Linked DNA regions of Homo sapiens: region 2 is linked to region 1. The links are chromatin loops, found by intact Hi-C in ENCODE. Cell type or tissue: body of pancreas. All regions are shown on one strand. Each heading gives the region's core, and the rest is flanking DNA. Links, peaks and the distances in the headings are about the cores only.

The links. Peaks named below come from ENCODE experiments on the same cell type or tissue, not always from the same donor. Only the 100,000 strongest peaks of a DNase experiment are listed, where the experiment ranks them.
Region 2: it touches region 1 in a loop (4-fold over the local background); 101 of 110 quality-filtered maps call a loop at or near these places.

Annotation. Positions count from the first base shown.
Region 1 is chr4:87,850,986-87,856,367 of GRCh38, reverse strand. No RefSeq gene overlaps it. Among named protein-coding and RNA genes, the nearest start is that of MEPE, 21 kb to the right of the region's middle. In body of pancreas, for the core only: a CTCF peak has its summit at 3,148 (motif pointing left); no DNase peak of the experiment used is centred there; H3K27ac peaks cover 2,169 bases.
Region 2 is chr4:87,964,558-87,969,939 of GRCh38, reverse strand. The region is part of intron 1 of LOC124900730 (a long non-coding RNA gene); the gene reads left to right. Among named protein-coding and RNA genes, the nearest start is that of SPP1, 8.5 kb to the left of the region's middle. In body of pancreas, for the core only: no CTCF peak of the experiment used is centred there; no DNase peak of the experiment used is centred there.

The sequences.
Region 1 (5,382 bases), core at 247-5,246:
TAATTTGTTAGGAAATTCTAACATCTCTGCTGACTCAGTGTTGGCATCTATTGATTGCCTTTGTTCATTCAGTTTGAGATCTTCCTGTTTCTTTGAATGATGAGTGATTTTCAATTGAATCCTGGGTACTTTCATATTATAAGACTCTGGGTATTATTTAACTTCTATTTTTGCTTCCTATGACACCACTTTAGAAGGGTAGAGATAGACGCCCAGGTTTCCCACTTGGCCTCCCTTGACATCCCTGTGTGTGTGTGTGCATGTGTGTTGGGGGCTCCTCATTACTACAGGAAAGGGTGGAAGTTCTGGCTCCCCACATGGTCTCTGGTGGCACCATAGGTAGGTGGCATTGTTACTGCTAAGCAGTGGTAAAAATCTTGACTCTCCACTAGACCTCCTGTGCCCCCCCCTCAGCAGGAAGTTGCCGAGTGGGAGTGGAGTCCAGGCTGTCCTCATGGTCTCCACTGATACCACAGGAACTGCTTGTTACAGGCTGGCTGGAATGAGAGTACCAGCTCTCTTCTCAGCCTTCTGTGATACCACCCCGGAGGTGGTGGTGGTGGTGGTGACGGGGCTGAGGCACCTCGTGGTGGCGTCTCCAGGTTGGAAGTCTGGGCTCCCCCACTCAGCCTTGGCTTGTGTGGGTGGGGTTGGGGCCACAGTTTTCTCTGCGGTGTTTGGCTGGCGTAGAGTGGTTATTGTCTAAAAGTGTTCAGCGTTGCTGGACTGCCCCTTTCCTGTTCCTTTGGCTAGAGTGTGCAGGCTTTTTTTGTCTGTATTTGGTGTTTCTGGGCTGCCAGCATCTGGAGCTCCAAGTCTGGGATATATGAGACCAAAAAAAGCCCAGGAAGCTTAATGCCTTGTCATTCCTTGAGTCTTAAGGTCCCTGGCCCATCTTTTTAATTCTCTCCACCTTTCAGAGTTTTCTTGGGTCTGTTCTACATGTGTCCAGGGATTACAGTTGTAATTTGGTTGTAATCTATTTCACCTTTCCAAGGTGAAAAAAAAACCTTTAGTTTTTTTTTAAGTCTACATTATCACAGTTTTCTGTACTGTCACTATTCTGATTTCATTTTTTTCTTTTTCTTTTGTTTTTTGAAACAGAGCCTTGCTCTGTCATCCAGGCTGGAGTACAGTGGCGCGATCTCGGCTCACTGCAACTTCTGCCTCCTAGTTTCAAGCGATTCTCCTGCCTCAGCCTCCTAAGTAGCTGGGACCGCAGGAGCATGCCACCACGCCCGGCTAATTTTTGTATTTTTTGTAGACAATGGGTTTCACCATGTTGCTCAGGATGGTCTCAAACTTCTGGACTCAAATGATCTGCCCATCTTGGCCTCCCAAAGTGCTGGGATTACAGTGTGAGTCACCGTGCCCAGCCTGATTGCATTTTTGATCTTATTGCTGGTCTTGTAGGTTTAGGAAATGCTGTAGAGCTCAGCATATTGATATTAGCAAAGCATTTGACAAAATTCTTTTGTGAGCATATCTAGGCCAGTTAATAATAGAGCCATAGTCATTATTAACCAAACAGCTGCACCCAAAAAGTATTGATTAATAGATCAGCATCGGCCGGGCGCGGTGGCTCACGCCTGTAATCCCAGCACTTTGGGAGGCCGAGGCGGGTGGATCATGAGGTCAGGAGATCGAGACCATCCTGGCTAACAAGGTGAAACCCCGTCTCTACTAAAAATACAAAAAATTAGCCGGGCGCGGTGGCGGGCGCCTGTAGTCCCAGCTACTCGGGAGGCTGAGGCAGGAGAATGGCGTGAACCCGGGAAGCGGAGCTTGCAGTGAGCCGAGATTGCGCCACTGCAGTCCGCAGTCCGGCCTGGGCGACAGAGCGAGACTCCGTCTCAAAAAAAAAAAAAAAAATAGATCAGCATCAGGCTACAAGGGGGCCAACTTCAATATGCTGCAGGCACTGTCCTAGCCTGCCCTCTGCCCTGTTCAAAATTTCTTCAAACTGGTGAATGAACACCCAGGAAGTATTTGCATCTTAAGAACTGGGAGTGATAGTTAATATTTAGGATCACAAAATCGAGATTGAAGAAACTTCAATAAAATAGCATTGTGAAATAGAGCATTATGCATCCTGGATCAGAAAATAAATGATATAATACTGTACAAAGAGCAGAGCTGGTCTAATATTGTTTTTTATGGAGTAAGCACATGAGCAAACAAAAACCAGAAGGAAGTTAGTACTTATATAATTAGAAATTAAATAAGGAGAAAGGGAAACTAATATGAATTTAGCCTGTATTTTGGACCAAGTGCTGACATAGGCATTTTGTAGATGTTAAGGAGTCTAACACAATCCTAGACTATATTAACAGGATTGAGTGGCCAGAATAAAGGGTAGACTATTACATGGTCTGCTGAGATGTTCAAACAATATGTGGAATATTGTGCCCAACCAACTGGAGGTAAGTGTGGTGAAAGAGCACATGAAAGGTCATTGAAAAATGTTTAGTTTGATGAGGAGAAGTGTAGAAAACAGGAAACATGTAATGTGGAAAATGAATGCATCTTTCTGCCTAGCACCAAAAGTGTAAGGTAAGGTAATGAACTCCCTGTTAGTGTAAGTATGTAAACAGTGGCAAAATGACCAGCTATTAGGGGTGAAACACAGTGAACCTGCCTTAGGTGAGCACTGGACCAGATGATCTCTAAGGTTTCTTCCAAGAATCTCTGCACCTGTATAGAGCCAGTTAGAAAAAGAATGGCAACGTGTTAATGTCAGGGGGTTTAGCCTCACAAAACTAAGCACAGCTGATCTTGGCTTTAAGGAGATTCAGACATTAGTAAGAAAGAAAAGAGACTTTTTAAGACAAATTCCACTTTATTATCTAAGGAAACAGGAAATTCAGAGTTTTATAGGAGAGATGTATGCAAACAAAAACTAGATTAAGTTTCCAGAGGGGGCTGTTATTATTCAAACAAAAGAGCCCTTGTTTTTATTTATGGAGTTTAAAAGTAATAGGATACGGGCATTATGAAAGAGAGGCACCTGATTGTATGTTTTTTTTTTTTTTTTTTTAAACTTCCTTTAGGGAGACATTTCCAAATTTAATTGTGAATGAAAGTTAAAAACTCTCTTTGCTTTGTTTCAAAATGCTTTTCAAAAAGTGAGCGAGGTTGCCATCTAGTGACTATTTTCTGGTTTTCCATTTTAAAAGCTCTTTAATACGGGTTCTTATGGCAGTGTTGCTGAAACCTGGCTGTGTATTAGTGTCACCTGGAAGTTTCCTAAAATGCAGAATACTAGGACCCACCAAAGAATCGGAATCTTTGAGAATGAGCTCCAGGGTTGTGCTTTCTGATAAAGATCTTCAGATGACTCCACTGGACCTAGCCTGTCACCAGTGTTTGGAATTAACTGCCCTGGGGCATATTGTGTGCAGGTGGAAGTGTCACAGAGGCAAATTTATGTAAAGTGCAATATTCACTTACTTGCTCTAAGAACCTACTTGCTCAGGTATATGAAACTTGATGTTGCATCTTTGTATCTCATATTTAAAATAGACTTGGTAATGCTAAAAATTTACCCTACTGTTGTACACAAAGATACATGACCAGTGATGTTTATTGTAACACTGTTTGAATAGTGATTAGCTAAAAATCATTTAAATGCCTATCAATAGGGATGTGGCTAAAAAAATGACAGTAAATCAAAGCAGCAAATTTTATGCAGCCATTTAAAAAGAATGGTTAAGCATCATATACAATTTTTATTTGTCAATCATACCTCAGTAAAGCTGAAAAAACACAAGAGTTTATAATAGAGACAAACTGGGAAAATGCTAAATATTCTTCAATAGTAGACTGAACAAACTGTGGTAAATGTATATAATAAAATTTAAAAATGATTTAAAAATATTTGGTAATGTGATAAAAGAGCAAATTAAGATAGCAGAAAAGAACACTAAAAGAATATAATGTTTTCTTAGAATATATGTCAGTATATAGTTAGAAAAAGAACTGGGAGGAAAAATGTGATGAAAGTGTAATTTTTTTTTATATTTTCTTTTTTTGTAATTTTATATAATGGGTTTTTCATTTCTCTCATAATCAGAAAACTAAAAACATTATTTTGAGAGAGAAAGATATGTGAATTGATTCAAAGCTTACTGTCACATGCTTTTAGTAAGTGTTAGATGAACAGGCCAGAGTAAGCTGAAATGAGGAAGCCAAAAGACCAGGTTGGAGACTCGTTTCTCTTGGCTACCGGTAGGCTCAGATGCTGGGGGGCTTTCACACTTGTACGTCCCTTCTTTATTCATCTGGCCCTGATGAATAACATGATGGTGCAACTGAGGGGCTCTTCCCTGGAAGGGCCTTTCATCAACCCGGATCTCTGTGGAAGACAGAGCACCAACACTGAACCAAGACAGAGGCAGATTTTGTAGAACACTAGAAATTTATGGATCACTGCTTTAAAATTCTACTAACTAAAGATTCTATTAATAGGGAATGCTCTTCTAGAACTCACACTTTTTTTTTTTTTTATTATACTTTAAGTTTTAGGGTACATGTGCACATTGTGCAGGTTAGTTACATATGTATACATGTGCCATGCTGGTGCGCTGCACCCACTAACTCGTCATCTAGCATTAGGTATATCTCCCAATGCTATCCCTCTCCCCTCCCCCCACCCCACCACAGTCCCCAGAGTGTGATGTTCCCCTTCCTGTGTCCATGTGATCTCATTGTAGAACTCACACTTTTGCGCAACATAAGGCAGCAAGCTTAGTCTCGAATCAGCATACTGTGACTTTTGCGCCCTTGTACTTTCAACTTTTGCTCCTTCTGTTCCTACTTTGTTTCCTTGTCACACTTTCTGTTCTGTCTTTTACAGAGACACATAAACTTTGAATGGTTGTGATCATATCCTGTTAGGATGACCGGTTTGTACGTGACCGATGGCACACTACGGCTCTACAATCACCAGATTATTTTCCACAGAGTAGTGAGTTGGGGAAGTCACGTATATGCACTGTGAATAGTTTCTGTTTTGCAAGAGCCTGTGTAAAGGTCCATTTTTAAATGCTGTCCTGTACATTCACTTGATTAATTAATTAATATTTATTTATTTATTTGAGACAAAGTCTCACTCTGTCACCCAGGCTGGAGTGCAGTGGCACGATCTTGGCTCACTGCAGCCTCCACCTCCCAGGTTCAAGCAATTCTTGTGCCTCAGCCTCCTAAGTAGCTGGCATTATAGGCCTGTGCCACTAGGCCTGACTAATTTTTGTATTTTTCATAGGGATGGGGTTTCACTGTGTTGCCTAGGCTTGTCTCGAACTTCTGACCTCAGGTGATCTGCCCCACCTTGGCCTCCTAAAGTGCTGGGATTACAGGCTTGTGCCACCAGTCCCAGCCTTG
Region 2 (5,382 bases), core at 332-5,331, 110 kb before region 1:
GAGATGCTCTTGAGAGAAGTTCACACTGAAGAAAGATTTTAACTCAAAGAGTCTTTAATAGACCAGGGGACAGGTGAAGTCGAAGAGTTATGATGTTTTTAAGTAAAATATCATGTGTTTTGCTATATTTTAAACTATAGATAAAAATTAATGAGCATTATTATAATACTACTAATAAAAATAAAACTTTTTTTTAAAAAAAGGAGGTAAATCAATCCCAACCTACAATTTTAATAAATCAATCTTTCATGTTCTGAGAATTTTTTATTCTTACCTCCCACAATATGGGTTTTCTAGAGGCATTTTCCCAGTATGGGTCACATGAATTTCTTTCAGATTTCATTACCCAGAGTAGGGGATTGAGGAGAAACTGACTGAAGAGATTGGCTTGCCTCTTTCCTGGAAAATGCCTCTTGTGGTTTTTGGGGGTAGTTTTATTGCCAAACAGGTCAGGCATATAGGGCTTCGCCATAATCTGGAGATGTTTTTAGATTTTTCTTTCCCGCATTCACATCTCCTTCATTTCCAAGCATCTGTGGATTTTATTAGTCTAGATAACCTATTAATTTCACTTTGTATCTAATGATATTGTTCACGAGTCATCCAGAATCAGTTTGCCCTCTTTTCAGCCATTTCATGCTTAACGCAATTTCTGCTGCTTGTTTTTTCCCTAAGAAACAAGGGAATTTTCTGGTAATTATTATGCCCTTAACATTTACTTTTTCTACAGTAACAAAGAGTGAGCCCAAAACTTCTGTCTTTGCCTTTTAAAAGGAGAGATATTCAAAATAATAACAACAATAATAACAACAATAATGGTAATTGTATATATATTTATGGGACACCTGTAAAGTACTAGATTTAAAAATATGCATTTTGTCTAATATTCATAACGATGACATAAGTTTGGTATTATGACCTCAATTTTTTCACATAACTATAATAGAAGCCATTTAATGTGCCGGTCACTTCTGTTTACCTGATTGCATTTACTCTTTGCATAAATATTAGGTGTATATTTACAGGGCCAGTAGGGTTCCAGGGAAGGAAGTGTTTAGTTCTACACATCAGTGTTAAGAAAAGCTTTCAAGAGGATGCTAAGATGCAGCTCAGTTGAGGAGCTAATATTTAGAGACAAACTTATTTATTTATTTATTTGAGACAAGATCTTGCTCAGTCACCCATGCTGGAGTGCAGTGGTGTGATCGCGGCTCACTGTAGCCTCGACCTCCCAGGCTCAGGCGCTCTTCCTGCCTTAGCCTTCCCAGTAGCTTAGACTATAGGTGTGCACCACCAGACCTGGCTGATTTTTAAATTTTTGTAGAGACGAGGTCTCCCTATGTTGCCCAGGCTGGTCTCAAACTCCTGGACTCAAAGATCCTCCTGCCTCAGCTCCCAAAATGCCTCCCAAAGTGGTCTTGGGGTTGAAAGCGCGAGCCCGCATGCCTGGCCCCAGAGACTAACTTCTAAGATGTGAATCAAAATTATAAGCATCCAAATTTGACCAAACTTGGTTAAAATGAAAAGAAAAAAACAAAAAACAAAAACAAAAACCCAAATAACCATACAACAAAAGCTGTAAGTTCCAATGATACCGAAGAGAGAAATTTTGTAAGGATTTTCAAAAATCTTGCCTCTAACAAGTTCAAATCTAAGAAGAACAAAAGCTTAATTTTTTCACATATGCCACCCAGCTAACGCCATGCTATGGTCATGAGCCATACAGTGTGGGAGAGTGTCAGTATGTCTCTGCTAATCTCAAACAGCTGTGAATCACCAGTTCAAAACACACACCTACTGATTATGGGTTAATATCATTAGCTTCATTCTTAATAGATACAATGATCTTAAATATTAGTTTTCTTGACTCTCTAAACTTTGAACAAATTGCTTATTGTATTTTAACAAGTATCATATTTCTACAGAAAGACATGTTTCATAGTTGGTCTTATGCCTTACCACATTTGAATTCTATGTAGCACCTACCATAATAATTGTGCAGGTACTGTTGGCTGTACACCAAAGATGTGTTGTCTTCAGAGTAGTTGCTGGGAAGCAGCTGCCCAGCTGAAACTACATTTCTCAGCCTCCCTTGCATTTAGATGTGGCCATATGTCTAGTTCTTGCTAAGGGAATGTAAAACAAAGTGATGTGTTTCCCTTCCAGGCGGAAGTGCCTAAAAACTTCAAAAAGCGTGCCTCCCCCATAGTCTTCTTCCTTACCCTTTCACCAGATGAAGAGGACTGAAGCATTTTGGATAGCAGAGCCCAGGGAGAACATGACTTGAGCTGTCTGCTGATCTGGAACCCTAGCATTAGATATCGTATTGTTACAGGATCTTTGGAGTGTTGCTTTTTTGGCCAGAAACATACAGCCGGTGGTGCCTTTGCCTCTGGCCCACTGGACTCATTCTGCCCACTCAGCCTGGCAGGCTGTGTTCAGCTCATGCTACTGGCCTGGATCCCATGCCTCCAAGGGATGCCGCGAGTCAGGCATGGAGTGGCAATGGGGTGTGAATGAGCATAGAGTCTGGCCACTGTGCAGTCAGACACGCCAGCTGCTGCTGCGGGGCAGGAAGCTCCAGGTGCCGACATGGGCGCCAGCTCTCTTCAAGGCTGTGGCTGGACCAGCGCCCCACAGGCAGCTGTCCTGGCTCATACTAGGGAATGTGGTGGTGCCCAGAGGCTCAGAGACACCAGGGACCACAGGGTCTCAAAAAGGGAGTCACAGCCCTAGCTCAGGGAGATCCCAGGTCTAGGCTCCCTGAAGGGCTGCAGCTCTTCTCTCCTCTTTGCCCACCAACAAAACGAGCAAGGGGCATATTTCAGCTCTGTTTGTGTTACAGCTCTTTTAGCATCACCATTCCACAAGTCCTGAGTTCTTGTCCTGTGACCAGGAAGAATGAGGTACATAGACAAGTGGAGGGTGAGGAAGACGAAGAGGAGTTTTATTGAGCAACAGAACACCTCAGGGAAGACTCACAGTGGGCAGCTCCTCTCCATAGCTAGGGTGTCCTGACGAGTGTTCAGCTCCTATCAGAGATATAGGCAGGTCATCCCGAAAAGTGTTCAGTTCTCAGCAGAGTGGGTATCTCCTCTCTGCTGCTGGCTGTCCCTTCATCTCTCCATCCTCTGCCCTGGTGTTGCTGAGCCCAGGGCATTTATGGACCTCAGAGGTGAAGAAGTGCACACCAATTGGTCCATGGGCAACCATGGGCAGGCCTGGAAAAGACACCACGAGTCTCCGCTCCAGTCTGTGGGACTGGCAGCCTGGCCCCCAGCCTTCAGGCTCTCCCTGGCCTGAAAATGGGGCCTCACCTGGACCTGCCCCCTTCTGCCCAGGAGCCGGTCTGCCTCCTGTGGCTGTCCATGGCACCCAGGCTGCTTGCACAAAGGGGCACTTGCAAGCCAGCACTGAGCTGCCCTCATCCTCACCTCCACTTCCCTCCCCGCAACACTCATCAGTGCCCAAAGTCTGGAGGAGGCCGAGGTGGCAGGGGGCTGGTGTGTCAGTGCTGTCCGGAGCATGCGCACAGCCAGCTGGGCTGTGACAGCTCTCCGGCTTGGCCCCAACCCCACTCCAAGATTGGAGTGGGTGCCAGGAGTGGGGAGAGACCAGGCAGCAGGAGCAGACAGGCCCCCTAGGGTGCAGACTGCACAGACTCCCAGGTCCTGCTCCTGGGAGGGCGGGGCTTTTGCCCACCCAGCTCACAGCCTTGTCTGAGGGGGACCCTTTGGGAGTGGATCAGGGCCTGGCCTGGCAGTTGAGAGTGTCAGGCCCGGTGATCACCTCAATGCGGGACGGAACCCCTGGACACAGCCCCAGTCAGCCCTGTGCAGAGCCTTCTCCTGACGTGCAGGAACTTGGCTTGGTGGGGTGGGTGCTGTCACTGCAAAAATTGGCTGGGTCCTGAAGCGGGCACTGCTCCCACTTCCAGCCATGGGGCCCTGAAGCACACCCCAGGTCAGCGCCTTGGCTCGGCCACCACGCTCTGTGTGCAAGCGTCACACTGCCCTGGACCCAGTTCTGCCTTGGGGACCCTCTCTGCCTGACAGCTGCTCCCCTGCCCATGGGCGACTTGGCCTGGCCCCATCGTGGTGGCCCCCAGGGCTGTGGGCTTCGGGGACTGTCTGCCTCTTCCACACATCCTCCCTGCAGCAGCAGAGGGTGACAGCAGCAACGCGGGGCCAGGGGCTGAGCTACGGAGGCTCTGGGCCTGGGGATAGGTCCTGCCCTGCAGTGCTAGGGTCCCGGTGGCGTAGTCGGCTGCCTCCCAGACATTGGACATAGGGCACAGGGGTACCCCCTCCCCCGCAACCCGCCACTACTGCTCCCACAGCCGCTCCTGCCACCACCGCTGGCGCCTCCCAGCTGCAGCTGGCAAGATGACAGCAACCGCTCCGGATGGCCCACCGTTGCCATCAGTATGAATGAGAAATAAGTTTCTATTGCCTTTAGTGCCTGACATCTGTTACGATAGCAGATGTTACCTTAATTAACACAATGCCATATGCATAATATTGCTCAGTTCATAGCTTTTGGATTTTATCGTCTGTGTTCCAGGTCACTAGACTCATGAAACGGAATTTAAGTTATGGTGCTATAACTTTATATGTATCTATTTTCTATTAATTTTTGCTCCCCCATTTCTAAAAGCCAGAATAAGTTCATGCGAGGTTACTAATATGTTAAAATTGAAGTTGATTATTTTATACAATAAGTATGTGACTAATTTTTTCCACAAGGAGATGGTATGCAATATCAGTAGATAAGTGATTAGGATAGCGGGCTTCTCTTGATCCTCTGTTTTTGTTTTTCCCACTTTTGCAAGAAGAGAATCAGCTGTGGTATAGGTTTTAGTGGATAGTGTCCCATGTTGGGAATCTGGGAACCTGAATTTTATCTTGCCTATACCACATAATTAAATATTGTTAAGTTGGCTTATTTCTGAGAAGAAAGAGGCTACAGCTGCCTTCCACTAAATGATAAATTCATCTCGCAACTTCTGAATCGTTCACACAGCATCATTTGCTTTTACTTCTTAGTTAGGCCACCTGTTTTTTGGATACCTTTTGCTTTTTGACCTTCTAACAAGTAGCCAGTGGCAGTTAGAGATCAAGTTAAATTGTCCAGGCTTGGTCCTCAAGTCTGTAATCCCAGCACTTTGATTGCTTGTGCTTAGGAGTTCAAGACCAGCCTGGTCAACATGGCAAAAACCCTGTCTCTATGAAAATAAATAAATAAATAAATAAATAAGAGATCAAGTTAAAATCAACCCATCTAGTTATATTTGAGAACTTAAAGTCATGTTCTCTGAAGGTTTTGAATGACTTCCGTTTACTAGTAAGGATGTGTTCACAGATTAATTTTAGTCTTAGTTGC